2 separate regions of the Homo sapiens genome follow, and region 2 is linked to region 1. Evidence: read pairs that join two places in POLR2A ChIA-PET (ENCODE). Cell type or tissue: Panc1. All regions are shown on one strand. Links, peaks and the distances in the headings refer to the core of each region. The heading gives the core; the rest is flanking DNA. Region 1 overlaps TNS3 (tensin 3). Region 2 has its middle 10 kb from the start of LINC01447.

The links. Peaks named below come from ENCODE experiments on the same cell type or tissue, not always from the same donor. Only the 100,000 strongest peaks of a DNase experiment are listed, where the experiment ranks them.
Region 2: POLR2A ChIA-PET joins it to region 1 with 11 read pairs; 5 of 35 experiments call an interaction of 5 or more read pairs at or near these places.

The regions. Positions count from the first base shown.
Region 1 is chr7:47,486,753-47,502,547 of GRCh38, forward strand. The region is part of intron 3 of TNS3 (tensin 3); the gene reads right to left. Among named protein-coding and RNA genes, the nearest start is that of SNORD151, 30 kb to the left of the region's middle. RefSeq lists enhancers at 1,762-2,308, 6,837-7,428, 10,495-10,614, 10,915-10,994, 15,386-15,795. In Panc1, for the core only: no CTCF peak of the experiment used is centred there; no DNase peak of the experiment used is centred there; H3K27ac peaks cover 7,376 bases.
Region 2 is chr7:47,603,872-47,619,666 of GRCh38, forward strand. No RefSeq gene overlaps it. Among named protein-coding and RNA genes, the nearest start is that of LINC01447, 10 kb to the right of the region's middle. RefSeq lists a silencer at 6,997-7,238 and enhancers at 10,349-10,895, 10,896-11,440. In Panc1, for the core only: no CTCF peak of the experiment used is centred there; no DNase peak of the experiment used is centred there; H3K4me3 peaks cover 785 bases; H3K27ac peaks cover 8,000 bases.

The DNA of each region.
Region 1 (15,795 bases), core at 4,068-12,067:
CTCAGCTTTTATTGTTGTTTCTTATTAAATTTCACTTTGTAAACAGCCATATAGAAAGTGACATTTTTCCATCAGTTTCTCTAAAGCCGTGTGGGTATAGCTGATGCACTACATATTCTGTATAAACATGCATATTCTGTATAAAGAGAATAAATGTAAATTTCAATTCTATCTTTTCCAAATCATCAAAAATTCCAGTCATGGTGGGTCACGTGAATCAGCTTCCTAGAACCTCACAGAAACATGAAGTAAGGACTGAAGAGAGGCCGGGCGCAGTAGCTCAAACCTATAATCCCAGCACTTTGGGAGGCCCAGATGGGCGGATCACCTGAGGTCAGGAGCTCGAGACCAACCTGGTCAACATGGCAAAACCCCGTCTCTACTAAAAATACAAAACTTAGCAGGGCGTGGCGGCACGTGCCTGTAATCCCAGCTACTCAGGAGGCTGAGACAGGAGAATTGCTTGAACCTGGGAGGTTGCAGTGAGCTGGGATCGTGCCACTGCACTCCAGCCTGGGCGACAGAGCAAGACTCCGTCTCAAAAGAAAAAAAAAAAAGAACTGAAGCGAGCACCCTCAAGTGTCAAGCATGCTTTTACACACCCGGCAGCTACAGGGAAAGCCTGGAGGCTTGGCTCCTCTAATCGTTTCTTCCTGCTTGTTCTCCAGGTCATTCTGCCCACAGGTGAAGTCTCTACTCTACTCTGGTATCAAGCAGGCCTGGGCAAACCTTGTTCATGTCAGGATTCTGGAGGGGAGAATCAGCTCAACAATACCAACCCACAGCAATGAAACGGGCGTTCCACAAATGCACACACACCACACAACACCGAATGCAAATCCGTGGGACAGCATTCAGGTGCAAAACAAGTAGAAACTGAGTAGAGACAAACGGGCCAGCCACTGACCTTGCCAAACCTTGCAGACAAGGGAGAAAGCAATTCACTGAGTTAAGCCAAGTACAGAGACATCACCTTATGCACAAGTTCTATCATACATAAAATTACTTTAATCATAATAGTTTTAACTCTAAGATAAGTTGCAAAGACTCAGAAATGAAGTTTACTTTTATTTTATCTTTACAAAAACAATTCTTTTTAAAGAAACTTCGTGATGGCGCCAAGATGGCAGTACTTTCTTTCCTAAGTCATAAAAACAGTCAGAGGTAACCTACCTCTGAGGCCCTGAACTAGCCAGGGAAAAACAGATACGGACGCCAAATATTTGCTGACCACCAGGACCTTACGATATAATTGGGGGTTGGGACTCTTCTATAATCTCTACACGGAGTAGCAGCCTGGTTGCAAGGAGGGTGGAGCTTTTACGAAGGGCCACTTCTATTATACCACAGCTTTGACTTCTTACATTGTATGTTACTGATCAATAAACTAGCAAGATCTTTAATTCACCCATTAGTTAAGATTGAAAAAGGATGCATTGTTCATGTGTTTATATTACCATTATTATCATTTATTACAAGGGCAGGGTAAGGAGAATAATCACAGAAGGAAAGTCCCCTCATTCCCAGTGCTGACACTGACCCAAGTGTTTATCTGCTTAAATAAGCAACAGTCTTAGCTCGGGTAAGGGGCGGCTGTTGTAACAACATACCACAGAATGGGCAGCTGACACCACAGCCGTTTATCCTCCCATAGTCCTGGAGGCTAGGAGGCTGAGATGAAGATGTGGGCAGGGTGGTTCCTCCTGAGGCCTCTCTCCCGGGCCTGCAGATGGCCACCTTCTCCCCGTGTCCTCACGTGGCCATTCCTTGTGTGTGTCTGTGTCCCAGTCTTTCTAAGGACACCAGTCATACTGGATTAGGCCCATCCTAATGACCCTATTTCAACCTAATTACCTCTTTAAAGACCTTATCTCCAAATCCTGCCATACTCTGGGGTCCTGGGGATTTGGACTTCAACATTTGAATTTGGGGAAACAAAATGCAACCCCCCAGCACTAACAATCAAAGGTCTGACAGGACGGGTGGAGACGTCAGGTCGACACAGAACGTTCTGGGCACACCAACAAGAGCTGGGTCCCCCAGGTGAGGCCGGGGGCTCCTGACATGCCGAAGGTGGCCTTACTCATCATTCAAGGCTGCTTTTCCAATGGTGCCTGGGGACAGGGGGCTAGGTAGAGGGTTGAAGAGAGGCCCAGGGTCAGATTTTCAACACAAGCCTGCAAACAACAGCAGATCTATACAAAGAATGGCAGTACAAAATGAGGACATTCGAGACTTTATTAACTTTCTCTGCTTCCTTCAAGAGCTCACCCTAACTTTGCTTCTGTGTCTCCTTTGTCAGGCTTGACCCTGGAATCCCTAATTAGGTTCACATTCCTCAGGAAGCTCTGTTATCCCACTAAGCGTCAAAGCCCAATTTAGCCTGCTCTAATCCCCATGAGAAAACACCCGCCCGGCAGACGCAATTAAACCTTCTCAGCCTGCGGGCTGAGAACCGGGACAGGAGCGGAAGAGAAAGAGAAGGAAAATTCCCAGAATCAGGTCATTATATTTTTCCTTACAGTTAACAAGCAGCTAGTGAAGATCATGTCTGTGGCACAGTAAAATGAAAAAAGAAAGGCTCAAGCTTTCCCAGTCCTTGGTCTTGGCTTGGTCTCGGCTCTTCTCACCTCTAGGGGCCTCAGTTTCCCCTTTCAATCCAACTCTATGGAATCTAATAATTTTTAGACAAAAGAGTAGTGCCCCTATCCCAGATGGGCTTAGCTGAACCTACTGGAACCTTCTTTTTCATTCTTTACTTAGGCTGTGTAGCTGTTTAACATTGGCTACCTTTACCCAGTTGAGGCCCATGGCCCACAAGGCAGGGCCAGGCCTTCGCTGGCCTCAGGCAAACAAGTTACCACTGGTAGGGAATATAATAGATTTAAAGCAAAAGCATAGTATCCTGTATCCATTATGTCACCATTATTTGTCTCAGATCAGAAATCAAATGTGAACCTATTGTTGGAACAATGTCCAGGGGATTCTCGAAGTGGCTGAAAAGCACTTTCAGGATCACTTGCATGCTGTATACACAAGTCCCAGCAAAGGGCACAGCACAGGATCGCTCGGGGGCCCAAACGCCTTCCTGCAGTGAGTCTGTCTTACAAGACCAGGGCTGAGCAGGGAGGCCAAGCATCTCATGGTGCAGCCGAGGCCCGCAGAGGCAGAATCAGGGTCTACAGACCCCTGAAGGCCAACACTTACCACAGTCCTACGCCTTATCTTTTCAAAAAGAGAAAGAGGACATCTGGTGATTGATAAAATGCTAATGGCTTGCAAAAAAAGCAAGAAGAAAAACTCATAAATCATAAATCCAACCTAATTGCAGAAAGATTAAAAGGTAGTATTGAGTTGATGAACCGTCTTTTTATTAGAGCATTATAATGCCAAGGACCAAGATTTAACTGCATCCACATTACTGGATCCATTTCCACAAGGAAAATCCAGGTCCCAACTCATGCATTCCTCACCAGCTACATCTGATCAGCCTATAATTCTCACCGGCCACCTATAATTAATAATAAAGTAATAAAGTACTGACACTGACATTTGTGAGTAATTTACATTTTAATTCATCAGAAGAGACTGATGATTACCTCTACAATAACATCCCTGCATGCTATTGCCTGAATAAGTTTAGTAGGTTGTGTTTTCAAAGACGGTGGCATCACACAGGGTCTTCTGTAAAGGAACTCTGCCATTCCCCCATCAAGAGGTAGAGTCTGTCCCTGTTCCTCTTGAGTCTGGGCTCGTCCTGGGTTTGCCCTGTGGCCTGCTGTGAGTGGTGGAATATGGCAGAACTCCGAAGCCTGGCCTTAGACAGCTGCAGTTGCCGCCTTCGCCTGGAGCATCCCATTCTTGGGCCCAGCCCCCATAATGAAGGGAAGCCTGAACAGCCGCATGGAGACACCTACAAGGGGGCACCGAGGTGCCCAGTGCCAATCGTTGGAAATGGGCATGAGGGCGTTTGTGACCTTCTGGCCACCCAGTCCCCCTGTCAGCACCACATGAAGCAAGCACTGCCCAGCCAGCTCACGAATCCATCACAGCTTGTTGGTTTCAGCCACTGAGTGTACAGGGGATTTGTTAGGCAACAACAGAGAACAGAAATAGTGTGCCCAGCAATGCGCACAGCCCCAGCATGCCCAGACGAGTGTGTTGGGCACCAGAATGCCATCCTTCAGTGCTCTGTGTCGGGAAGTAGAGGAAAGGGGCTCAAAATCAGCACTTGAAAAAGCCAACAGCAGCAATGAGGCCATGAGCTGTCACAGATGAGGAGATTTCAGCCGCCGATGGTGGGGGCAAGAGGCCGACAGAGCGCGGCTGTGGCTTCAGCACGAGGCGGGCAGACATGACCCAGGACACTAGCCAGTGGGCAGAGAGGCAGAGGGGCAGCCTCTCGTCCATCTACGCTGCGATTCACCAAAAAATGCATCAGGCTGAACATGCACGGTATGTGGTGTTCTTGAATGTAAGCTTCGGTTTTAAACAAATATGTATTTTAAACCATATATATACTGTTTCAAGCCCCAGAGTGACTGGACAGAACCGAAAAAGCTCTGTCTTTGCATCCAGAGACTGAAATTAGGGCAAGCCCTCTGCTTCTCCCAGCTGGCTCTGATGAATTTACGGAGACTGTCCTCTGTGAACTCAATTTTCCTCCTCATCTGTGACATAGGGATAATACGACCTCGCGGGGTGGATGTGAACCTCAAGCTCATAGGAAAGTCTTGACAGTGGGACTATATCAAATATACACTGTCAGATTGGAGTGAGGGTGAAAGGGGACCCCACGGCCTTTCAAAGACAGCAGCATAGTTACCGAAGGCCATCTCAGTCGGCCATACAGACTTTGCCTCTCTCCTGAAACACGAACTCCATATTTTTCAGACTAGGCATTTCCTGGACAATTTTCTGATGATGAGGCTGCAGCAATGAGACTGATTCATGATAATACTTAACCAGGGGCAAAACAGACATGTCCCTCGCCCCGTCCTGTTCACCTGAAGGAAGGCAGGGAGGAACCACTGCCCAAGACCATAGGCCTGAGTGGGACGGTGAAACCCGAGAGTCATGTCCTACAGAGATGGCCCCGGGTGTATGTTGATGTGTGCATGGCCCCATCAATCACAGCCAGTTCCTGAGAGCGATCCTACAGGCTCCTGGAAGGACGGGTCCAGATGCCATGCCTGACACCATGAACATTCTAAAACACTCAACTGGTAGTCTAAGCAAATGAAGGAACGCTTTTTGATTTTGCTTTGATTTATTCATGTTTAACATACAAGTTAAAATACCTGACTCTGAAGAAGCTGTAGGGGCCTACTGAGTGGGGACCTTAACTATTGGCACCAGAAATGGCTCCCTTTCCAACTGTGTGCCAGTGACTCCTAATCCCACTCACGAATGACAGGGAGTCATCATCTCATGTCCACCCTACACTGGCTTTCTGTCATGGCTCTGGCCACCCCACAGTGGGGGCAGCCCCTCACCACAGCTCTCTGTTTGGCCAGCAGCAGGAAGGCTGGGTTTGGAGCCCATGTGCCTGGTGCGCAGGCCTTCATGGAGGACACAGCCGCATATCGGCAGGCTGCCCTGCCTGCCGCACGGTAGACTCCAGGGCCTGGCACTGTCAGCTCCCCACACCTGATCTCTTCTTATCCTCTTTCCTCACCTGCAGCCAACATAGTCCAGGCTCAACTCCCTTGCCTAACCCTACCTCCCACCTGTGAGCCTCAGCCCAGGCTGCTCCCTCTGCCTGGAAAACCACCTGCCCACCTCCTACTGGGCAGGTGCCTGTGCCTCAAGGCCCAGTGGCAAGGCCCCTTCTTCAGGAGACACACAAATAAGATGTGCTTTTATTTCTGCTTCAAGAGAAGAGCACAGAAATGTTATGACCCTCTGCTCCTGTGATTTTGTAATATCCTCTTCTTATTTTAAAGGAAAAGGTCCAAGGAGGCAGTAACACTAAAACAAAGCACAGTTTTCCGAGGCTTTTAAAATGAGGGGTGGGCCCCACATCCACCAGGGAGCAGGCAAGCAGGTGTTTGTATTTTCAACCACGCCAGCCTCATGCTGAGAAAGGCGGGGTTCCGGACATGGAGCTCTGGAGCAGGAGGAGCTCCCACTGCCTGTGAGAGCCAAGGCCCGTTCATCAGGACGGCACTGAGCTCACAGGGAGCAGAGCCTCGGGCGATGACATCAGCTAATGCCACCCCCAGCTCCTGCTTCTTGGGGGTCTGTGGCATCTGAGGTTTCCATATGAAATCAATAGCAGGCTCTTCATATCAAGCCCTGGCTTCCACTGACCTGTTGCTAATGACAAGGCAGAGGAAGTGGTCACCCCTAGGGAGGGGATGCCCAGATCTCGAATAAAACCACCCTCCAGAGTGAAGCGCAGAGCTCTGACAGTCAATGTTCAGTGGTCATCCGTAAAGAAAAGGAATAGCACAAATAAGTGAGCTGGTCACTTCGCCAGACTTTGGGTCAGTTGTCTCAACCTCTCATTCATTCATTCATTGCAGAATGGCATATCAAATATCACACTTCGGGGCACTCGGAGATGAGAAAGAATTAGCAGTTGCCTTCGAAATTCAGTTTAAAATGGAAGAAAAGGTATAAACATACAACAGTTATTCAGGGAAGAAAATGGTAAATTCCACAAAGGTAGGCACCAGAGAAATTTTCCCTGAAATACATTTTGGCAAGAGTGTTTAACAATCACATGATGAACAGTTTGGGTTTTACCAACTGTCCTTTGCTCTAAAGAAGGCTGACAAGAGGCCGGGCGCGGTGGCTCACACCTGTAATCCCAGCACTTTGGGAGGCCAAGGCGGGTGGATCACGAGGTCAGGAGATCGAGACCATCCTGGCTAACACGCTGAAACCCTGTCTCTACTAAAAATACAAAAAAAAAAAAAAAAATAGCCGGGCATGGTGGCGGGCGCCTGTAGTCCCAGCTACTTGGGAGGCTGAGGCAGGAGAATGGCATGAACCCAGGAGGCGGAGCTTGCAATGAGCCGAGATCGCGCCACTGCACTCCAGCCTGGGCAACAGAGCGAGACTCCGTCTCAAAAAAAAAAAAAAGCTGACAAGAAAAGAAAACATGAGAAACCCTAAGAGCTCACAACTTATCAAATCTTTTAAAATTAAGCATTGAGCTGCAAATGGCCAACTGGCCAACTCTAATGTCCACATAAGCATATTTCATGAAACCCAAACTAGTTCCTGCTGGTCTGAAGCTAAACTGCCACCCCTGTTCACAAAATCTTGATAATGGCATTCCATTTAACTCTAATGTCCACATAAACATATTCCATGAAACCTAAACTGGTTCCTGCAGGTCTAAAGCTAAACTTCCACCCCTGTTCACAAAATCCTGCCAGTGGCATTCCTCTCTGCCCAGTGTCTCAAATTCAAAACCTAAGGATTACTCACAAGCCGTGCCTCTGACCCACCGGGTGGGTATGCCAATCCTAACAGGTCTACCTTTAAAATGCCCACAAGTCTACTTCCTACTGACCCCACCCATTGTTCAAGGTTGGGCCACTCCAGCTCTTGCTGGGCAGTGCTAAGCTTTCTAACCAACCTCCTGAGGTTCAATCGACTCCCCTCCAAATGCTTTTTAGAAGTAAAGAAACCTCTGAAAAAGCGAAAGGTTTTAGATAAAGATTCTGAAAGCAGAATTTCTCACATCACAGTATTGCAACCATTCAGCCATTCTATCCACTCCACCTCCCCTGAAAGACACAGTTGTGAGTTTGTTATTCTAAAGACCTTCTGAACAGGGGGCAGTTTCCAGTGATAAGGGAGGGTTAACAGCTCAGATCCTTGCACACCGCTTTATTAAGAACAGAAAGGAAGCCTGCGGGCTTCGGAAAGTTCCAGGGTAATTTGGAGTTGAGGGTGCACAGACACACACACAGTGCGCAGAAAGGCAGGAGTTGAAATGCCTAGAAACACACAAAAATGAACTCCGCCAGCTGCTCCCGGGAGGCGGAGAGAGGGCGCCCCGCGAGCTATTTCTGTGCTTGACAGAAAATGGGAGTAGGCACTTCCTGAATCCCTGCCTAAAATTAACTGCTTTACAAAAGGGGGGAAGGGGAAACCCATGGTGAAACAAGTTTTATTTTACAATTCAAAATCTGGAGGTGGGGATTTGAATGCTTCGTTATGGGTTTTGGCCCCGCTGATAAAAATGTGGCTGAAAAAAAGAAGAAATGGGGGCTTCACTAGGAAACCTACCCTTCAGAAGTAGCCCCACAAAAATAAAGCCAGCGGTTTGATTAGAAACGTTCTTCTCCCCGGCGCCTGTAGTCCCAGCTACTCGGGAGGCTGAGGCAGGAGAATAGCGTGAACCCGGGAGGCGGAGCTTGCAGTGAGCCGAGATTGCGCCACTGCACCCCAGCCTGGGCGACAGAGCCAGACTCCGTCTCAAAAAAAAAAAAAAAAAAAAAGAAACGTTCTTCTCCCCATGGAACGTGAAGCCATGTCTCAATGAGAGGCATGAAGGCGCATGCACAGCAACACTGGTGCAGTCGCCAGAGAGCACAGGCTTCAGTGCCGCACATCAACTAAGTGCCTGTCCTGTGGTCTAGGGGGCTGAGACTCATGGACACACACGCTGACAACATGAGAGGGCAGCGTCTGGGGCAGGGGCTGCACGAGACAGAGTGGGGTATCTGGAAGTATGGTGGGCACAGGGCCACGACCCCCGCCCTGAGGACGAGGCCTGCAGAGGTCTCTCCTAGCCTGACAGGGATGGTTATGTCCCAACAGGGGCGGGCTTCCAACACCTCTCCCAGCCTGAACTCAGGCTCTGGAAGACCTGAGTCTGAACGGGCCATAGAGAGGTCTCAGGAACAAGATCCCACTGGGAACCTACACTCAGAGCCAGAATGCAGTCTCCCAGCCAGAGCCAGGGCCCAGGACTGCCAGAAAGTCCCGGAGATAAGCTTCTGCAGAGATGACATTGCTAGATGCCAGGGTGGGTGGCATCCATGTGGAAGAATGACTGTAGTAGAAATTTTAAAAAGATGCACTGCATATGGTGTCTAAACATTGAAAGAGAACAGGCCGTTCTGCAGCTCCCCAACTGCAGCACACCTTCCTCCTCCATCTCGGCAGAGGGAAGGGGTAAGGACAGACCACTCAGGAGAGCAGTGGACGAAACCACACACATTATGACAAGTGGATTTCTAACCTGGACAGAGCCAGAGGCAGGGTCAGAGAGGAAGAGCTGTGATCCAGAAGGAGCACACGGTGCCACAGGGCTGGGGAGAGGCCCCGATGCCACCCAGCCCAGAAGCCCAGAGGTGAAGAGGCCCTGGATTGAGGAGAGGAGAGGACCCCAGTGAGCCTGGAGGAGGGGTGACAGGATAATGGGAGGAAGCATACATTATAGACTCTGAGCAGTTCAAAAACTGAATGGTGGTCTGAAAAAAGGGGTAGTAAGATAAGCACGTCAAAAAAGGACATCACTGAACAGGATGTGAGCTCACACAGGGGAATACAGAGTTTGGGGTCTTCTAGAAAGGGGCCAAGGGCTCCTGCAGATGGCAGCCAGAGTCAGCAGAAAGAGCACCTGGGGCCACATGTGTGGAAGGAGGGACGTTTCCCCTGTGACCAGAGCTGATGGGCAGGAGGTGCTGGAGCCAAATGGCATTTTCAGGAGTGTTTCAAGCTGATTAATGTCAGGCTGGTAGCTTGGAAGCAGGCGGGGGGAGGTGAGGTATTTTCACCAGGGGAATCAGCAGAGGCTGCCAATCAGCCCGCTGCACCCCCAGCAGGGTATAAACCCTCATCTGCACACCACCGGCCAGAACGTGTTTCAAGAGAAGCGGGAGTAAAAGCGATGGTGGCCAACGCAAACAGAGTCTGAGTGGGAGAGTCCACGCACACGCAGTACAGAACGCCAGGCACAGGTGAGAGAGGCGGAGGGCTGGGGATGCATCTGTACCTGCTCGTCAGGGGCTTGTGGGAAATCACATCAGAAGTCCAAGACCAAGCAGGCAGGGACACCTGCAGCACCCAGCTCTGCCCTAGGCCCAGATACCCTGGCTGCAGCGATGTGGGCCAGGACTACGGAAGTCCTCTGTGGGGTGAGCCAAGGCAGGGTGAGCCTGTGCAAATGCAGGAGGCTGGGGGGAGTAGAAAGAAGGGCAGCCAGTCAGGGGAAAGGTCACAGAGCTGGCCAGAACCAAGGCAGCATCGAGCAAGAGGCACTTGGATTCCAGTGTCAGAAAATATTAAGCCCACGGCTCTGCCATTAGCCATATGGAACCACTTTCAGGTGGGCCTCAGGCTAAGTCTGAGGCACTAATTAAGCCCACTAAATGGAATTTGTTTGCTTAAAAGAGCAGACCCCATTCTCAGAAGAAAATTTAGAAAATATATATACTTTCTTGTCATTTAACAGTTAATAAATAAAATGCATAGTGATTTATGCTAGCGGTAGGCAACATTTCATGAAATAAATCTACTAGCGTCAGTACCACAACTGCAGAAAGAGTAGTTTCCAGCAACTGACACTGTAGACATCTACAGTGATTCCTAATACAATGATGCAGATTAAGGTATTAAAAGGGGAAAAGAGCACTCCTGCAGAAGCCACCAGGCCCTGTGCTTGGGGAGCTGTTGAATTCAGTTCTCCGCAGTCCTCTTAGTAGGGGTTAATTCCTGTTTTATAGAGGAAGAAACTGAAGCCCAAGGTCACATGGGTAAGACAAAGCAGAGTCAGGATCCAGACCCAGGTCTGTTATTCATTCTTCTCTTTTATGAGTCCTCAAAGTTTCAGAAGCTGCTTCTGAGAGCTACACATGCAAATTTCCATTTTGTACTTCTGTTCTCCCAAAGAGGCCAGGCAAGAGAAAATAAGTATTCGCCTAGTACAGAGTTTCACGTATGGAACACACACACACACACACACACACACACACACACAGAGCAGGAAATGTTCACCGCGTGCTCTTTTCTTTTGTTTTTGTTTACACTGGAGCGACGTGTGCCCATGGATGCCTGGCCTTGCTGCTCTGTCCCCTGCCCCTCGAGCTATATGGGGCTCCCTCCAGGACCGGGCTCCCCACCCTGGTCTATCTGACCCAGTCAGGGCAGTCACTCAAACATTCATTACTGTCACCATGAAAGTGGCATCTGTTTTGAATTCAGGGGCCTCATCTTCTCTGGGTGTCCCACTCTGTCATCAGAGCCTGGCTGCATGAGGTCAGCTGGCCCCTTCTCTCCTCCGTGACACCCCTGGTAAACAGACACCCAACAACATCCCGCAGGGTGGAGGTGGGGAGTGAACCTTAACCAACAGCACGCTTGTCCAAATTATTTCTCAAGTAATGGAGGTTCTGCAGGGAGAGCTTCTTTCTCAGGTTAGAACTGGTCAAAAGACACAGAGGTGGGGTTCAGAAGAAGATTTCCAGGGCACCTCGAAAGCCCTAGTTTAATCAATAAAACACACTTGCAGGCACGGGGTGCCCTTGCCAACAGCCTCCTACCCTCCCATGTAACCACAGTGCCATGGAAAGTTACCCTCATTTCACAGATGCCGAGAGTCAAGGCAGACAGGCCTGGCCTGAGCCACGTGCAGGATGCAGGGACCCACATTCTCCCTCCGGCTGCACCTTCTAGCCTCCTGCCCAGGACACAGATACAGATGCTGGCTGCAGAGCTGCTAATTAGGTTACTGGCCACGTAGTTAAAATGATGTGGCAAATAGGTGCAGATTCATTCCAGGTATGTGTTGTTTCATCTGTTACAACACAATGTGGAATGAAAACTGATGATTCAGAGAAAACACAGGATACATTTTAAAATTATATTATTTATTTAAAACAAATATCTTGTTTCAAAAGATCATAATTCTCTTTTGGCCTCTTTTTGGGGCAGGGCTAGGACTTCCTACACAAATATAGCTTACACTTATGCCGCACTAAAAAACAAACCTGCCATCACAGGGCGAGAACTTCACTCATAACCAGACAGCCAACATGGTCCCGTCAGCCCGGCCAAAGGTCACCACCAGTTTCAAAGACCTGTTTCCTCTGGTGTAAAGTGGCGAACTCAGTGACTTCCCAGCCTGTGGAATGCCAGCAGGGTCACCATAAAGCCCCGCAGATGCCGAGACGGTGCAAGGAGCAGAGCCCCACAGGGCAAGGCCCCGAGCTGCTGGCAGCTGGTGTCGCCCAGCTGACGCACTTCCTCAGTTGACAGTGGCTTGGTCCTGCTGGCCACCTTCGAGTCCAAGAAAGGCCTAGAAGTCCACAATGAATGCCTCTGATTGAGGCTCAGATTACTAGGGATTTAGAAACCTTAATTCTTTTGTACAAAGTATAATTGTGCTGACATGAAAAGCCAAATGTGGCTTGCTGACTTTGAGAGTGAGCCTAGAGCCCACATGGTGGCCTTGGCTGATGGGATTCACACAGTGGGGCCACTTCCCAGACTCTGGGAGTCAGGAGTAATAGTTCCCAGTAGAAAAAGAGACACAGGTATAAACATGCCTCTAGTAAGGTGTTAATGTGTAAAGTGACTTTCTAATTAAAATGAGTCAAAAATGATTGGTGAGGACAGCCTACCAGAAAAGGGATCTTACAGGAAAAGGAATAAAAGTGTCCTCAAAAAGAGCAGAATTTAAGGATGCTTCATGGTTCTTCTGACAGTAGTGACAACTAGCAAAAAAGAAAGACATGGAAGCCACCAATCAGTACCCACCTTGAGTAGGTGAATGGAGGGTAAACTGTGGCACATCCAGATGACAGAGTGTTATTCAGCTGAAAAGAAATGAGCTATCAAGCCAAGAAATGACAGGGAAGAAATTTAAATGCATATTATCAAGTGAAGGAAGCCCATCTGAAAAGGCTACACATGTATGATTCCAACCCTATGGCATTCTGGAAAAGGCAACACTATGAAGACAGTGAAAAGGTCAGCGGCTGCCGGGGTGCAGGAGAGAGAAGCGCGGCACAGAGGATTTCTAGGGCAGCGAAACTACTCCATACGGTACTGTCATGGTGGATGTCACTTATCATGCACCTGTCCAAACCCATGGAATGTACAACACCCAGAGTGAGCCCTAACGTAGACTGTGGACTCATCAATACTGGCTCATCAATTCTAACAAATGTGCTGTTCTGGTGCGGCGATGCTGACGGCAGGAGAGTGTGTGTCTCTGTGCGTGAATATGCATGCGTGTGTACATGTAAGCACGTGTGTGTGAGCCCTCGGTTCTTTCCCCTCGATTTTGCGGCAAATCTGAAACTGCTCTAAAAATAACATCTTCTAATTTTAAAAACCATTTTAAAAGCTGTCAAACATTAAAACACACACACACACGCACACACACACACACTTGGCAAACATAGGTGGAGACCTGCAATCATCTGGCAGAATCAGACTCTCATTTCGTCCTGTGGGGCTGCAGACAGAAGCTCCCTGTGGACAGCACGCTGCATCTGGGTCCAGCTCTGTGCACGGCCGAGAGCTACCCTCAGGAAATGTCTGCTGAACTGGCTGGCTTAAAAATTAACTGCCTCCGCCCTTAGAGCAAGAAGTGGGGAGGGAGGAGAAGGGATGCCCGTGTAAACATTTACTGAGACGGCAGAGAGAGGCAGAGCCCGTGCTGGCCGCGTGAGCTGGGGCAGGACCATCGCAGGCTTTAGCAAGAGATGCAACTGCTCGGTCCCAGCCCTGTCACCTGTAAGAGGGAGCAGAACAAGCCTCCTCAGACAGAAGTGTGACGAGTAAATGACAGAGCATATCTAAAGCACTCGGCAGGGTCCTGCAGATCCCTCAACAGCGCTGACTGAGTGGCATTCCTTCTGCACAGGCTGGACATGGAGAGATGTATCTCATGACATCCCTAAAAATCCTATGCTCAAATGAAGAAGCTGAGTTCAGAGGGAGTAACCATCTTCCTGAAGCTATTGTAAAGGGTACAAATAGGGGCAGGAAAGAGATGAACTCACAAACAACAAAAGAGCTTTTACACGCAGGGCCAGGGATTTTCCTTTTGGTTATGAAAAACGTATTGGTCCTGGCTGGGCTCAATGGCTCACACTAGAATCCCAGCACTCTGGGAGGCCAAGGTGGGTGGATCACTTGAGGTTAGGAGTTTGAGACCAGCCTGGCCAATATGGTGAAACCCCGTCTCTACTAAAAATAAAAATTAAAAAAAAATAGCCAGGCGTGTTGGCACACGCCTATAACCCCAGCTACTTGGGAGGCTGAGGCAGAAGAATCCCTTGAACCCAAGAGGTGGACGTTGCTGTGAAAGATCGCACCACTGCATTCCAGCCCGGGTGACGGAGGGAAGAAAGACAAACAGAAAGAGAGAAAGAGAGAAAGGGAGAAAGGGAGAAGAGGAGAAAGGGAGGAAGAGAGGAAGGGAGGAAGGAAAGAAAGGGAGGAAGAGAGGAAGGAAGGAAGGGAGGGAGGGAGGGAGGGAGGGAGGGAGGGAGAAAGGAAGAGAGAAAGAAAGAATTTATTAGGCCTTGTTACTAGCAAATTCAGATCATTCATTCCTAGTGAAGACCATATGAAGAAAGGCCACTACTTACACCTTTTGGGGAGGTCAAAGCTGACACCCCAACCTTAAAAGCTGTGGCAATGAGCTTCACCAGATTCCATCCTCCACCAACAGCCCAGGGAGCACCAACCCTGCTGAAGGTGGGGACGAGAGTCTGCAGCCTCCGTGGCCTGTGTGCTGGCAGGAAAGACAGGCCCCTGCCCTGAGCAGAGCGGAGCTGGCTGGTGGGATGCTGGAGAGTGGAGGCTCTGGGGCCCTAGACAGGGTAAGGTCTGGACATGGAAGATGAGACAGGCTCAAAGAATGCAGTAACCGAGAGCTCAGGGTCAGCAAAGCAGCAGCTCCCACAGCCTCCCTCCTTGTGCACGGGTGAGAAGGTCCAAAACAGAAACGCACAGCTGCGACAGCCGAGGCCCCTGCAGGGTTGCAAAGAGCTATGGGAATTGGGGAGAGATACTGCCCCTGCTCACTGTCTCGTGGGAGGACTGGGAGTCTCGGACAAGATGCCACGGATGTATGAGCAGAGCCTTCATGGGGAAGAAGAGGCCTGAGCCATGCGGGAGTCAGAGAATTCTCAGGCATCATTTCATGAGAGAGAAATAGAGATGCAGCCCAAGAGGAGTGAGCCCCAAGCCAAGCGGGAGAGACGCTCAACTCGTGTTTTAGAGAAGTTGGCCCTGGAGCTGGAGTTCACAAGAGGCATAGTAGGTTCTGTAGGCATACGAGCAAGGTGGGCTAAAGTCACCCACACAAACCTCAGCTCCATTTCTGATACATGAAGATGGCAAAGCACCAAAAAGAACACATGGAACAGCAAAAATCAGAACTTTGAAATGCAACGCCCATGAATTCTGGGCCCAGAAGCTAGGTGACAATAGGTAAGTTGTTTCACCTCCCTGGGGTCTCGAGGTTTTTCATCAGACAATGGGGAGAGGGGGCTGGAGAGGTCAATCCCTGGGACCCAGCAGGCCCGTATCCCACTGCACGGCAGCTGCGGCTCTTAGCATGCAGAGAAAAGGAGTGATCTGAAGATGAAAGTTAACTGCCAGACAGAAGTTAATGGTTGAAACTTATCAGTTAGGCCACTGAGCGTCTGTTGACGCCCAGGATGAATGTCTAGGGACAGTTTCTGAAGAAGCCATAAACTCTAGGTCCCGTGTTTTCCATGGCAGAGGACCAAGTCTTTGCCCTGGGCCTGTCTGGTGGAAGTGAAAAAGCTCCTGCATCAGCCGCAGCCAGGACATGGGGATCCCTGATGG
Region 2 (15,795 bases), core at 3,730-11,729, 120 kb after region 1:
TTTGTTCTTTTGCTCTTCACAATAAATCTTGCTGCTGTTCATTCTTTGGGTCCACACTACCTTTATGAGCTGTAACACTCACCATGAGGGTCTGTGGCTTCATTCCTGAAGTCAGTGAGACCACGAACCCACCAAGAGGAACAAACAACTCTGGACACGCCACCGTTAAGAGTTGTAACACTCACTGCGAAGGTCCGTGGCTTCACTTCTGAGGTCAGTGAGACCACGAACCCACCAGAAGGAAGAAACTCCGGACACATCTGAACATCTGAAGGAACAAACTTCGGACACATCTTTAAGAGCTGTAACACTCACTGCAAGGGTCTGCAGCTTCATTCTTGAAGTCATAGAGACCAAGAACCCACCAGAAAGAATAAATTCTGGACACATGGAGATCGTGCCATTGCACTCCAGCCTGGAGGCAGAGGGAGACTCTGTCTCGAAAAAAAAAAAAAGGAACCTTGCAAGAAGTAAACATGTTAATGGTGACAACCAGGATTGTCCCTTGGGGGTAGGATTACTGGCAATTGTTAAGGCACCTTAGACTTTTCCTTCATTTTCTAGTTTCCCACTGTGGGGTTACATTACTTTCATGATGTGAAAAACCCATGCTACTTGCCAATGACTTAAATTATATATTCGACTGGGCACAGTGGCTCACACCTCTAATCCCAACACTTTGGGAGGCTGTGGTGGGCAGATAGTTTGAGCCCAGGAGTTCAAGACCAACCTGGGCAATACAGTGAGACCCCATCTCTACAAAAAATGTAGAAACATCATCCACAAAATATGTAGAGACATCCTCATGCCGGTAGCCCAAGCTACTCAGGAAGCTGGGACAAGAGGTTCACTTGAGCCTGGGAGGCAGAGGTTACTGTGAGCCAAGATCGCACCACTGCTCTCCAGCCTGAGTGATAGAGCAAGACTCTGTCTCCAATAAATGAGTGAATGATATGTTCTTGCAGTATTGGACCTGTTGGCATCTAAATATCTCACCTCAAAGATTATAGAAGTGCTGTTCTGGATGTTGCTATCCCTGTGAAACCTTCTCCAACCCCCGCCCTCCCTCCTTGGCTTAATTGCGGATACTGTTTCCAAGTAAAGCAAATTTCATTTCTCCAAATTAAAGTGACATGAAGCAGGTTTTTCACCCTGGTCAGCCCTTGCCACATAGTTGGGATGCCAGAATTCTTTCAAATAGCATGGAAAGTCCCAAAGACCAAACTAGAGTTCAACCTCTAAGTAAATAACTTCTCTTGCCAACATTCCTTTCTGGGGTGAGCCTTCCAATTTTTTTCATGCAAGTCAGTCTGTAAACTCTGCACAGCCAGCCTGGTGAGGCCCTACAGTAAACAGCGCACCTCCACTCCATATACGTGATTAAGGAGCTGGGGTCCAGACCTCAAAGTGTCCTCAACATGCGTTCAGGAAGAGCCATTTGTTACCTATGGTAGACTGCTGAAGCTGATGGTGACTTACTTAGAAAGTAATGAAACAGGACAGGCGCAGTGGCTCACGCCTGTAATCCCAGCACTTTGGGAGGCCAAGGCAGGTGGATCTCCTGAGTTCAGGAGTTCGAGGCCAACCTGACCAACATGGTGAAACCCCGTCTTTACTAAAAATACAAAAATTAGCCAGGCATGGTGGCAGGCACCTGTAATCCCAGCTACTCGGGAGGGTGAGACATGAGAATAGCTTGAACCTGGGAGGCGAAGGTTGATTGCGCCATTGCACTCCAGCCTGGGCAACACAGCAAGACTCTGTCTCAAAAAAAATAAAAAATAAAAACAAAAGTAATGAAACAGGCCAGGTGCAGTGGCTCAGGCCTATAATCCCGGCAGTTTGGGAGACCGAGGCAGGTGGATCACGAGGTCAGGAGATTGAGACCATCCTGGCCAACATGACTTTTTTTTGAGACAAAGAAAGAGAGAGAGAGAGAGAGGGAGGCAGGGAGGGAGGGAGGGAGAAAGAAAGAAATGAAAGAAAAGAAAGAGAAAGAAAGAGAAAGTAATGAAATAGCAGAGGCAAAGTGATGTCTCCAGCAATGGGGTTCTCATTCCCTTTCCTACTGATGCCTGTACTACTCTGGTTAAAAAGAGTAAACTCACTCACAACCCTGGGCCCTCCATCCTGTGTGCTGCAATGGAGTGAAAGTTTGGAAATTCCAACTAAGAAATTAAACATTGAGCAAAGAGTCTGCTTTCTCCAGTATTGGGTATAAAGTCAAATGGCATTAGGGCTGAGGGCCTCGTATGGCATCTTTGCCTGGGTGGACTGGCTGGTGCAGTGAGTTCAGGGTACAGAAGGCACTGAGGAGCCAATGCAATCTGGGGTCTGGGGTCAGTAGGACAGGGCTTGTCAAAAGTACGAACATTAAGAGGGTTCTGTGGCAGGGGTGGGGTAAGGGAAGACTCCGAAGGCTGGAGCAGAAGCATTGGCAGCAGCGCCGTGACTGGGCCAGTCAGCTTTATTCTCTGCTGGCTGTTGGTACTCTGGCTGAATATGAACAAGCCTGGGACACTGGTGCTGACTGGTCACAGTTGCGATGGTCAGACAGTCAATACCTGCGGGTAAAGCCTGTCTCTGATTAAGATGGAGACTGCTAGGCTAGGATTCCTCCCCAGGCTCCTCTTGTCTGTCATCTGCTTATGAACTTTCTAAATTTGGCCCGGCACAGTGGCTCACGCCTGTAATCCCAGCACTTTGGGAGGCCAAGGCGGGTGGATCATGAAGTCAGGAGTTCGAGACCAGCCTGGCCAACATGGCGAAACCTCGTCTCTGCTAAAAATACAAAAATTAGCCAGCTGTGGTGGCAGGCGCCCGTAATCCCGGCTACTCCAGAGGCTGAGGCAGGAGAACTGCTTGAGCCTGGGAGGTGGAGGTTGCAGTGAGCAGAGATTGCGCCACTGCACTCCAGCCTTGGTGACAGACCAAACTCTATCTCAAAAACAAACAAACAAAAAAAATTTCTACATTTATAAATGGTGTTTTAAAAAGAAAAAGAAACCTGGAACATTGCTATGGGCTGAGTTGCGCCTCCTAAAATCCCAAGGTTGATGTCCCAACCACAGTGCCTTAGTGTGTGACTGAATGTGAGATAGGATCTTTAAAGAGGTAATTAAGGCCAGGCTTGGTGGCTCACGCCTGTAATCCCAGCATTTTGGGAGGCTGAGGCAGGCAGATCATGAGGTCAGGAGATTGAGACCAGCCTGACCAACATGGTGAAACCCCGTGTCTACTAAAATACAAAAAATTAGCCAGGCGTGGTGGGGTGTGCCTGTAGTCCCAGCTACTCCGGAGGCTGAGGCAGGGGAATTGCTTGAACCCGGGAGGTGGAGGTTGCAGTGAGCTGAGATTGCTCCACTGCACTCCAGCCTGGCGACAGAGTGAGACTCTGTCTCAAAAAATAAATAAATAAATAAAAATAAGGAGGTAATTAAAGTTTAATGAGGTCATTAGGGTGGGCCCTAATGTAATATGACTGGTGTCTTTAAAACAAGAGGACATTAGGACACAGATACACACAGAGGGACAACACCTGGGGAAGGTGGCATCTACAAGCCCAGGAGACAGGCCCCAGAAGAAACCAACTCGGCCCATACCTGGATCTCAGACTTTCAGCTTCCAAAACTGAGAATAAACTTATACTGTTCAAGCTTCCCTGTCTGCAGTATTTCCTTTTTTTTTTTTTTTTTTTGAGACAGAGTCTCACTGTGTCGCCCAGGCTGGAGTGCAGTAGTGCAGTCTTGACTCACTGCAACCTCCACCTCCCGGGTTCAAGCAATTCTCCTGTCTCAGCCTCCTGAGTGGCTGGGACTGTAGGTGCTCACCACCACACCTGGCTAATTTTTGTATTTTTAGTAGAGATAGGGTTTCACCATATGGGTCAGACTGGTCTCAAACTCCTGACCTCAGGTGATCCACCCACCTCGCCTCTCAAAGTGCTGGGATTACAAGCCTGAGCCGCCACATCCTGCCTGTAGTATTTTCTTACTGCAACTTAGCAAGCTACAATATGAAGCAAAAATACAGACATGAAGCATGAAGTATACATTTGCTTTAATTATCTATGTATGCTCTATGCCACATCTGCCATGTACTACTTTAAAGCCATGTACAGGCCTGTACAGGGACACTCAGCACAGTGTCACATATGTAGATCTAAGCACCTGAGTCATTTTCAAGGACACTTGCTTTTGGGGTCCCAGAGCCTAGGACAGTCATTTGAATCTGCTGTACACACGTTCTCAAAAACACCCACCCCAAGTGGTGTGTTTACTGATCATGCCATCTCAGAGTGAATGTCACCGCCAACCTAACCAGAGATACACAGCGAGTGCCCTCCAGGAAGGTCCTTAACCTTTCCAGCATCCTTAGATGATCTGTTCTTGCTCCATCAAACAAGTGAGCAGAGGAATGTGGCCCTCAGAACAATTGCATCCAGGGAGCGAAGACTGAATCTGGTCTCAGGCAGGGTAAAGATTTGTCTCCGCCTCACTCTCCCTGAGTGGTCAGAAAGCGGCCCTGTGATGGTGAGCAGTCTAAAGGTGGAGGTGCGTGCAAGTGCCCGGTGTGAGCAGGTCAGCCCCGCGCTGGTCAGCTCTTCACTGACTCCCTCCACTGCAGATCTGGAAGTGTGGGTGCTGTACTCAGACAGGAATGTCATCAAGCCGAAGAGCACCTTCTACTGGAGTTCAGGTAAGGTTTTTGCTCCAGACATTTTTCATCTGTAGAATGTTAATATCTAGACATTAAACATTCATATAATCATAAGAGTTTTCCAGGCCCCCTATATATGCAAATGGTAAATAACTTAATTATAGTCAGAAAATCGATAGGTGAAAGTAAAAAGTTCCATTTATAATGTTACTGAGATTAGTAACATTCAGAAATTGAAAATCTGCTTTTAGATTTTTTCCCAACAAATTTTATCTATGAAGTAAAATAGGTTCCTCGGCTCCCTTCTCTTGAAGGCAGAGTAAATGAATATTTATAAGTCACTTTTCACATCCTTACAGGGCACTTCACAACCCTTGTTTTATTAGGGACAAAGCACTCTGTAGTGAGAAATAATCAGTGTTGCGATGTTGGTCATCCTTATGTGCCTATTATCTTTTTTTTCTTTTTTTTTTTTTTGAGACAGAGTCTCACTCTGTAACACCCAGGCTGGAGTGCAGTGGCACGATCTTGGCTCTTGTCTGTCCACTGGTTAAAGCGATACTCCTGCCTCAGCCTCCCGAGTAGCTGAGATTACAGGCGCCCGCCACCATGCCTGGCTAACTTTTGTGTTTTTTGTTTCTTAGTAGAGACAGGGTTTCACCGTGTTGGCCAGGCTGGTCTCGAACTCCTGACCTCAAATGACCCACCTCTGCCTCCCAAAGTGCTGGGATTCCAGGCGTGAGCCACCGCACCAGGACCCCCTTATGTGCCCATTATCTACGAGGCTCAGTATAGGATTTATCTCACCAAAATCTGACCCTAACCCTACATGGTTCCCAGAGAAGTGATTGCTAATTATTATTAACACATGGAACAACTATAATAGTTATTATTATTTTGAACACAGTCTTGCTCTGTCACCCAGACTGGAGTGCAGTGGTGCAATCTTGGCTAACTGCAACCTCCATCTCCCGGATTCAAGTGATTCTCCTGCCTCAGCCTCCTCAGTAGCTGGGATTACAGGCACGCACCACCAAGCCTGGCTAATTTTTCTATTTTTAGTAGAGATGGGGTCTCACCATGTTGGCCAGGCTGGTCTCGAACTCCTGGCCTCAAATGATCCACCCACCTCAGCCTCCCAAAGTGTTAGGATTATAGGTATGAGCTGCGGTGCTCAGCCACATTGAACAATTATAGCATGGCAGGTGCTTATGTGAATCAGCTGCTCAAGTCTTCATAACCAACCCATGGAGAAGGAAGGGCCTCTCACTGTGACCCCACATTGTCAATGGAGAAACAAACGCCGAGACCAAGAACCTCACCGGGCGTGCTGGCTGGCGTCTATAGTCCCAACTACTCAGGAGGCTGAGGCAGGGGAATCGCTTGAACCCAGGAGGCGTAGGTTGCAGTTAGCTGAGATTGCGCCACTGCACTCCAGCCTGGCAACAAGGCAAGACTCTGTCTCAAAAAAAAAAAAGGCCCTGGAGTGGACAGTGGCAGAACTGGGGTATGATGCTGGAGATTGACGCTGAGCGACAAGTCACCACATCCCCCACCTACCTTCCCTCCACACATTTCCTAACTTGCCCCACGTCAAAGAGTTATCAGTAACTATACCACAGTTGTTTTGATGATTGCAAAGAGCAAGAATGGGAATAAATCCCTTCTTGATGTCTCAGCCCTCATGTGGATTTGGCGGAGGCCAAGAGCTGGCTTCATCAGCTTCTGTTTATGAGCAGAGCTTCCAAGGCCTGTCTGTGCAGAGAGAGCTTGAATACATCCCAGGAAAGACCACGAGTGAGGCGCTCATTCAGCAGAAGGGTTTTACAGAATGGCTTGGAATATGTGAAGGCCCACGGAGCTGGAGCGGAGGGAGCCAGGCATCAGTTGCCCTGTCTGAACCTTCAAGAAGGCTGAGGGCTCTGCCTTCCTTGTTCATCTAACTCTGCAAGTTTTGGGGACAGGGAAAAAGTGTTACTATTTCCACAGCTGATCCAGTTCTTACAAAGCCTCGAGCTTGGAAAGAAAGAGAGGGAGAAAACCTTCAGCCCTATCACTGATTTCAGAGTGCAGAGCAGGCTGCCAGGGGCTCTCCAGGCAAAGGCAGCGGCAGTGGCCTCCCTATTGCCCTGCTGGGAGCAGGCTCATCCCTCACCATCCCTCCTCTTCTCATTTCTACCCCCAGGAGCTCAGTTAGTTGCTGCTGGCTCGTTTCTATTTACACAACTGGAAAAGTAATGTGTGGTCTCTCCCAAACAGTTGGGCGATCTGTGTAATTATGCAACAGTAGAAAACAGCAGCTCTGTTTGGAAAGCAGGGTTATGATCTCCTAGCTGGGGATTGTTTATGGAGATGAATCTCATGGCAGGCTCAATTTCCTTAAGCAGCTCCTCTCCCTGCCAGGTCAGGTCCTTCCCTGGTCACAGACTGCACTGTCTTCTGGAGTCTTGGCTGTCCTGGACATAAGCCATTTCTAGTGAGTGGTATGTACCACCTTCCATTCTGCAGTTCTAAGGAGGAATCTGGAAGCATTCACAGCTAATCGTCTCTATGGGTGCCCCCACTACCGTGCCCCTCTGCCCCGGGAACACACAGCTATTGCCATTTGCCTCACACCAGCCCTCTTCCAGTTCCAAAACGTTCAAAGTGATTGCTCGGCAAGAGAAAGGTTGCCTATCCTGCACGAGGCGCTGTGTTTCTCCAGCTCTATAATATACTGGTGGTTTACAATGTCACCATCAGGAACAATTCCCGGCAGAGGGTAATCGGCCAAAAGGACAAGTCAAATCAACACAGGCAAACAGCCAAGCCCAGGTGGCAGGGTCGGTCTGCAGAGGAGGCTGAGCATTTATATGGAGGCCTGAAGGTTTGTCCTTGAAAAGGCAAATTGTCTAGATATCAGGTTAGCATCTGGTGGGTGTGTTGAAGAATTACAAGCTGGTAGTTAAAGGGCAATTGCTTTTCCTTGAGACAAAAATGGCCTAAGTGGTTAGATGGAAAGGGCAAGGGAGATATTGGAATGGTGAGCCCATGAAAGACACAGACTTGGGTCCTGGAGACGGGCCCCACTCCTGTGAGCCAGGGCACTGGCCTGGGGGATCCCAAACCGGCAAGTCAGCCGCCGACAGCACTGTCTGCTCCTCAGCCCATCCTCAGGGCTCCATAGAAGCCTCTCTGTCACCGTGTCTCAGAGACTTTTTTTTTTTTTTTTTTAAGATGGAGTCTCACTCTGTCGCCCAGGCTGGAGTGCAGGGGCATGATCTCGGCTCACTGCAACCTCCGCCTCTTGGGTTCAAGCAATTCTCCAGCCTCAGCCTCCTGAATAGCGGGGATTACAGGCCTGCGCCACCATGCCCGGCTAATTTTTGTATTTTTAGTAAAGATGGGGTTTCACCATGTTGGCCAGGCTGGTCTCAAACTCCTGACCTCGTGATCCGCCCGCCTCAGCCTCCCAAAGTGCTGGGATTACAGGCGTGAGCCACTGCACCTAGCAAGGATTGTTTTTAATAATAATGGAGCCCAGGCGAGGTGGCTCACACCTGTAACCCCAGCACTTTGGGAGGAAAAGGCGGGTGGATCACCAGGTCAGGAGATCAAGACCATCCTGGCCAACATGGCGAAACCCCATCTCTACTAAAAATACAAAAATTACCCAGGCGTAGTGGTGTGCGCCTGTAGTCCCAGCTACTCAGGAGGCTGAGGCAGGAGAATCGCTTGAACCCGGGAGGCAGATGGTGCAGTGAGCCGAGATTGTGCCACTGCACTCCAGCCTGGCAAAGAGCGAGACTCCATCTCAAAATAATAATAATAATAATAATAATAATAATAATAAGAAGAAGAAGAAGAAGAAGAAGAAGAAGAAGAAGAAGGAGAAGAATGGGAAATGGGGCAAATGCAGAAATTACAGCAACTGCTCATATTCCTAGCACACAGAGATTAAAGAACAGGGAATATCTAGGTTTACTTCCTGTGACATTGGGTTTAATGTATATTTGATGCTTGAATCTTGCTCCTTCTTCTTTTTTTTTTTTTTTTGATACGGAGTCTCTCTCTGTTGCCCAGGCTGGAGTGCAGTGGCGCGATCTTGGCTCACTGCAAGCTCCGCCTCCTGGGTTCACGCCATTCTCCTGCCTCAACCTCCCGAGTAGCTGGGACTACAGGCGCCCACCACCATGCCCAGCTAATTTTTTTGTATTTTTAGAAGAGACAGGGTTTCACTGTGTTAGCCAGGATGGTCTCGATCTCCTGACCTCGTGACCTGCCCGCTTCAGCCTCCGAAAGTGCTGGGATTACAGGCATGAGCCACTGCGCCCGGCCACATTGCAGATTTTTTATTTCTAATTATTGTGGATAATACTGTGGTGAATAACTTGCTATCAAATGCATTTCTCACACACTCCCATTTTTTGGATTATATTTTAATATACTTTTTTTCTCACATGGAAGAGTACTAGGACAAACATTATGAAAACTCTGGAAAAACACTTTAAAGAGGTGGATTTTTTTTTTTTTTTCCTTAGGACAGCAGAGGTCGGACCTTTCCTCTTCCCCGCACCAACACCAGCTCCATGTGCATTTATTGTTGGATTTTAACACCCGTGTCCTCCCTCCCTCTCCCCAGTGTTCTTTCACAGCTTTGCCCACTGGCAAAGATGGATATCTTGTTGTATAAAATGGAAAAAAGCAGAAATTGTGAAGATTAGACCTACCTTCCTTCCTTCCTTCCTTCCTTCTTTTCCTTCCTCCCTTTCTCCCTCTCCCTCCTTCCCTCTTTCTTTCTTTTTGCAAAGATTAGGATTCTCTCTGGGTTTTCTAGAAAGCAAGTATCACTGAGCAATGGGCTCACACTAGTTACGCATAGAAGCCAATATTATAGCATCAGCTTTTGTGAAAAGAAAAAGCTTTATTGCAAGGTTGACTGGCAAGGAGACAGGAGGCAGTGCTGAAATCTGTCTCCCCAGGCTGGGATCTGGGGGCAGGTTTTATAGGCAGAGAACAACTATGAGGGAGATAGGAAACTGCAACAGGCGTGACTGGACTGGGTCATGCAAAGAGGTGGTGCTAGGTTCTTGGCTTTTAAGTTTGTACTGCAACAAAACAGGGCATCCTCGCTTCTTAACTTGGACCTCGTTCCTCGATGGACTGCATGTGGTTCTGCACGTGATTGTCTTTTTCATTCTGGTTGGCTCTGGCATCACCAATCAGGCATGCTTGGTTTATCTGGGCATGCTCAAGTTATGTGACTTACAACCCTCGTGTCCACTGCAAATGAAAAACAGCTCATCTTTTCGTTTCATTTTGTTACTGACAAAATGGAACCAGGCTGAACTGTTTCTGCAGTGAAGGATACATGCCCCACTCAGTCCCCGGCAGTGCTAGGCAAGGCGATAGAGGCAGCAGAGGGAGTGAGTACTGGCACTAACCTTCCACAGAAGGACAGAATTTTTTTTTTTTTTTTTGAGATGGAGTCTCACTGTGTCTGTCGCCAGGCTGGAGTACAGTGGCAAAATCTCGGCTCACTGCATCCTCTGCCTCCTGGGTTCAAGCAATTCTCCTGCCTCAGCCTCCCAAGTAGCTGGGATTACAGGTGCACACTACCACTCCCAGCTAATTTTTGTATTTTTAGTAGAGATGGGGTTTCACCATGTTGGCAGGATGGTCTTGATCTCTTGACCTCATGATCCACCTGCCTCGGCCTCCCAAAGTGCTGGGATTACAGGCATGAGCCACCGCACCTGGCCAGGACAGAATTTTAACTGGTAGCTTTTCCGAAGATCTGGCTCAGTAAAGACTAGTAGGAGTAACTGCTCCTAGTAGTGACTAGTTGGGGAAAATCTTGGTGGATATCTGCTTGTGTGCAACCCCTAACACAAAAATGTACCTGAGCCTGGTGTTAGCTGTTGCAGATGCTTGGGACAGCGGGAAAACAGAGCAATTTGGAGCCATCTGTAAAATGTCCATCTTCAGGAGTACACACAGTTGCACCAAAGAGCTGGGCCCCGAGCTTGTGGAACTGAAGGGCCTAGGAAAGAGCCCTGGCCTTTTCAGCAGACAAAGCAGAGGACAGAGGATATGCTGAGTAATCGAATGGCTGGCCCCAAGCAGCAGCAGTGCTTTCCAGGCAGGTGGGCTGGCCGTTGTGGGCAGGACAGAGCCCTCACACCTGGATGGCTCGTGCAGCAGGATGCCTGTTGTTCCTGGCACAGGCAGGTGTAGAACCTCTCCTTCCACAATGCCATGCTGTATGCCACCGCTCAGCATAAAACCAGCTTTCTCCTGTGCTGCCAAACCCCTGCCAGTCCTCCTCTGGCCAAGATCTCTGCCTTTGAGAAGCTCCGGGCCCTCAGTGGAGCTGAAGGCCCTCTTTGTGCTGCCCCAGACTTGGCCCGTGGCTCTATGACTGCACTCAAGGACCCTAGATGTCCATGCTGACCCCACCAGCCCAACCTCACCCCTAGGCCATGGGCAACCAGAAAGGCTGGCCCATTATCTCTATTCCCATCTTGCCAACACTGGTCTGATTATCAAACGAGGGAACACAGGAGAAAGGACACTTCGGCTGACCAGTGCAGTGCCCGTGCAGTAGAAAGGCATACTTCCTGATAGCACCAGCCTGGCCAGAGAGAAATCGAGTCTCCCCACTTCCTATTCGGGAACTCATGAATTCACCCTCTTACCTTAAATGACTTATAAGTGACTGAAATCAATTTAATGTTTAAAATAATTTCAATAGGCCAGGCACAGTGGCTCATGCCTGTAATCCCAGCACTTTGGGAGGCCGAGGTGGGTGGATCATGAGGTCAGGAGATCGAGACCATCCTGGCTAACATGGTGAAACCTCGTCTCTACTAAAAATACAAAAAATTGGCCGGGCCTGATGGCGGGCGGCTGTAGTCCCAGCTACTCGGGAGGCTGAGGTAGGAGAATGGCATGTACCCGGGAGGCAGAGCTTGCAGTGAGCTGAGATCGCGCCACTGCATTCTAGCCTGGGCAACAGAGTAAGACTCTGTCTAAAAATATATATATATATATAAAATAAAATAAAATAAAATAAACATAGCTTCACTTAATATCTGAATGTGTTATGCTATCTTAAAGGGTAAGCCTAGTAACAACAAGCAGTCAAGACACTGGTGACAACAAACTCTGTGGGAGCCCAGCTCCTGCCACTCTCTGCTTAGGGAAGAGTTCATGCTCACTCTAACTCTGTTTCCTTGTCTGTGAGCTTAGGACTGTTCTAGTTAACTATTGTTGAACAACAAAACCAACCCAAAACTTCATGGCTGTAAACAATAATCGTTTATTACTTTTTATTTATTCTTTTTTTTGAATTAGGGTCTCCCTTTGTCACCCAGGCTGGAGTGCAGTGGTGTGATCTCGCCTTCTGCAATCTCAAACTCCTGGGCTCAAGTGATCTTTTCACCTCAGCCTTCCTAGTAGCTGGGACTAAAGCACATGGTATCATGCCTGACTAATTTTTAAAAAATTGTTTGTGGAGATGGGGTCTCATGTTGCCCGGGATGGTCTAGAACTCCTGGGCTAAGGTGATCCACCTGCCTCAGCCTCCCAAAGTGCTGGGATTACAGGCATGAGCCACTGTGCCCGGCTCACTTATTACTATTATGTCTCCTAGTCCTAGGGGCTAATGGGCTCAGGTCAGCAGCGCTGACTCAGGTCTCTGGTCCCCATGGGTGTGCTCAGACTGGGGCTGGAGCTGGGTTGTGTTGAAGGCTCTTCCCTCCCTGTGTGGTACCTGTGTTGCAGGACTCAAACAGCTGGGGATCTTTAGCCCTCTCTCTCTCCCTTCTCTCCATGTGGCCCCTCCAGCATGGTGGCTTCAGGGTGACTGGGCTTGAGGGTAGCACGACAGGCCCAGAGTTCTACAGGCACAACCCTGAGAGGGACTAAGCTGAGTGGAAGCCATATTCTAGGCCTTGGAAGGAGCGTGCCTGAGCCAGATAGTACCAGCCTCCAGGAACTGATCATTAAATGTTCAAAAATGTTGGGGTGCCTGTTAATCACAGGCACCATTAAGATTTAACAAAAACTTACAGTTACATTGTATTAAAATCAAAGGCAATATATTCTTTGTCACTTCCAAATGATTTTTTACCATATATTACTGTTATTTATGCTTTTGGAGTTATTTACATCGATCTTATCTATAGAGTGGAAATACCATTAATGGTGTGTTAATGCACATGTCTTTCCAGCTTCATGTTCAGTGACATCATCTTAGTAGCCTGAAACCCACCATGGGCATATTTACACCCCAGCAAGTGGCAGTTGTACAAATCAAAGCCTTAATATTTTTTTCCAGTTGTAAAATTTTGTTTAAAGAAATCTTGGCCCAGCGCAGTGGCTCACGCCTGTAATTCCAGCATCATGGGAGGCTGAGGAGGGTGGATCACGAGGTCAGGAGATGGAGACCATCCTGGTTAACATGGTGAAACCCCATCTCTACTAAAAATGAAGATAATTAGCCAGGCGTGGTGGCAAGTGCCTGTAGTCCCAGCTACTCGGGAGGCTGAGGCAGGAGAATCGCTAGAACCCTTGAGGCAGAGGTTGCAGTGAGCCGAGATCGCACCACTGCACTCCAGCCTGGATGGCAGAACGAGACTCCATCTCAAAAAAAAAAAAAGAAAAAAGAATATTTAGCCAAATTAACTTTAAAAGAGTTTAATTGAGCAAAGAATGATTCGCAAATCAGGCAGCCTCCAGAGTCAGAGACTCCAGTGTAGCTACATGGTAGAAGATTTATGGACATATAAAGGAAAGTGACATACAGAAAACAGAAGTGAGGCACAGAAACAGCTGGATTGGTGACAGCTCGGTGTTTGCCTTATTTGAACATGGTTTGCATAGTTGACAACCTTTTTTTTAGAAATGGAGTCTCACTCCATCACCCAGGCTGGAGTGCAATGGAGCAATCTTGGCTCACTGCAACCTCTGCCTCTCAGCTTCAAGCAATTCTCCTGCCTCGGCCTCCCCAGTAGCTAGGATTACAGGCGCCCGCCACCCACCCAGCTAATTTTTTGTGTTTTCAGTAGAGACGGGGTTTTGCCATGTTGGTCAGGCTGGTCTTGAACTCCTGACCTCAAGTGATGCACCCGCCTCGGCCTCCCAAAGTGCTGGGATTACAGGTGTGAGCCACTGCGCCTGGCCAATAGGCAACCTTCAATTGGCCAAAACTCAGTGACAGCACAAGAGTAGGCTACAGTCTGTATATAACTCCATTTAGGCTCCAGTTCACATAATGTACAGATAAACCTTTAGGCCAAACTTAAAATATGTAAGTAGCAGCTTTAGGCTAAACTTGATGGAACAATATCTACTGGTGCCTGTTGGCCATTTCCTACTAGTCAGAGTGGTCATGACTGCTTTCTAGATGCAAGGGAGGTCCTCTGTGGGAGGACAGCGCTGTGTGAGAGCACGTGAATGGGATACATACATCACGGCAGCCCTCTTTGGGGAGTCACAACCTGCCACGGGGATAGTGGAAGAATTGATGTAATTTATGGAAAGTGTTTTACCTAGTATGGAGGATATGAATTCTTCAATAAATGGCAGCTAGTTATTATTACATATCTGCTGGGCCTAATATTTGTCCCCTCCCCAGTTCATATGCTGAAACCTAATTGTAAAGTCATAGTAAAAGGAAGCAGGGCCTTTGGAAGGTATAAGGTTAGAAGGGCTCTGTTCGACCGGGCGCGGTGGCTCATGCCTGTAATCCCAGCACTTTGGGAGTCCGAGGCGGGCAGATCACGACGTCAGGAGATTGAGACCATCCTGGGTAACACAGTGAAACCCCGTCTCTACTAAAAATACAAATAAATTGGCTGGGCGTGGTGGCAGGCACCTGTAGTCCCAGCTACTGGAGAGGCTGAGGTAGGAGAATGGCATGAACCCGGGAGGCGGAGCTTGCGGTGAGCTGAGATCGCGCCACTGCACTCCAGCCTGGGCGACAGAGCGAGACTCCGTCTCAAAAAAAAAAAAAAAGAAAAGAAAAAGAAGGGCTCTGTTCCTGTGCTCTCGTGAATGGGATTAGTGCCCTTAAAAAAGAGGCTCCAGAGAGCCACCTGCCCGTTCTGTCATCCAAGGTCACAACAAGGCGGCTCCATCTTTGAAGCAGAGAATGGGCCCTCATCAGATGCTGAATCTGCTGGTGGCTTGATCTTGGACTTTCCAGCCTCCAGAATTATAAGAAATAACATTTCTGTTGTTCATAAATTACCCAGTCTAACGTATTTTGTTACAGCAGCCTGAACAAACTAAAAAATGCCTATGTATCTTTACTTGTATGGCAGGAAAACTCTGGGATATGGGGTTCCATGAGCCTGTTGGCACCACAAAATGGTACTTGCTATTGAGATGGAAGTGGGGAAGGGAAGGGCGTGGTCCCTTTAAATGATACGGAAGGTAAGTGCTGGGTAGAGGAGGGCATGGTTCCTGGCTAAGGCTCTACTCCCAGGCCTGCGCCTATGGACCTAGGTGAGGACAGGCATTTTTTGTTTTCCTGCCCAAATGTTGCATTTCCCAAGACCACCCTGGCCTGCCATGCCCCCATCCTGTGCCTGTAAAAATCCGGAGACCCTAGCAGGCAGACACACAAGCAGCTGGACGTCAAGAGGAACACATAGGCAGCTGGACTTCCAGAGGAACTCACTGACGGGCACTGCCATACTGGCAGGCCACCGATCAGCAGAACAACAGGGAGTTTGGCTGGGGTGGTCAGAGGAGAGCCCAGGCTGCCGTGTGACCCGGCTCCAGGGGAAAACCAATCCACCTTCTGGCTCTCCCATCCGCTGAAAGCTACTTTCACTCAAGAAAACCTTGCATTCATTCTCCAAGCCCACATGTGACACGATTCTTCCAGTACACCAAGGCAAGAACCCAAGATACAGAAAGCTCTCTGTCCTTGCAATAAGGCAAGGGTCTAATTGAGCTAACACAAGTCGCCTATGGATGGCTAAACTACAAGAGCTCTCTGTGACATATGCCCACTGAGGCTTCAGCTGTAAACATTCACCCCTAAGCGCTGCTGTGGGGTTGGAGCCCCACAGCCTGCCCATCTGTATGCTCCCATAGAGGTCTGAGCAGTGGGGCACTGAAGAAGCAAGCCACTCCTCCATCACA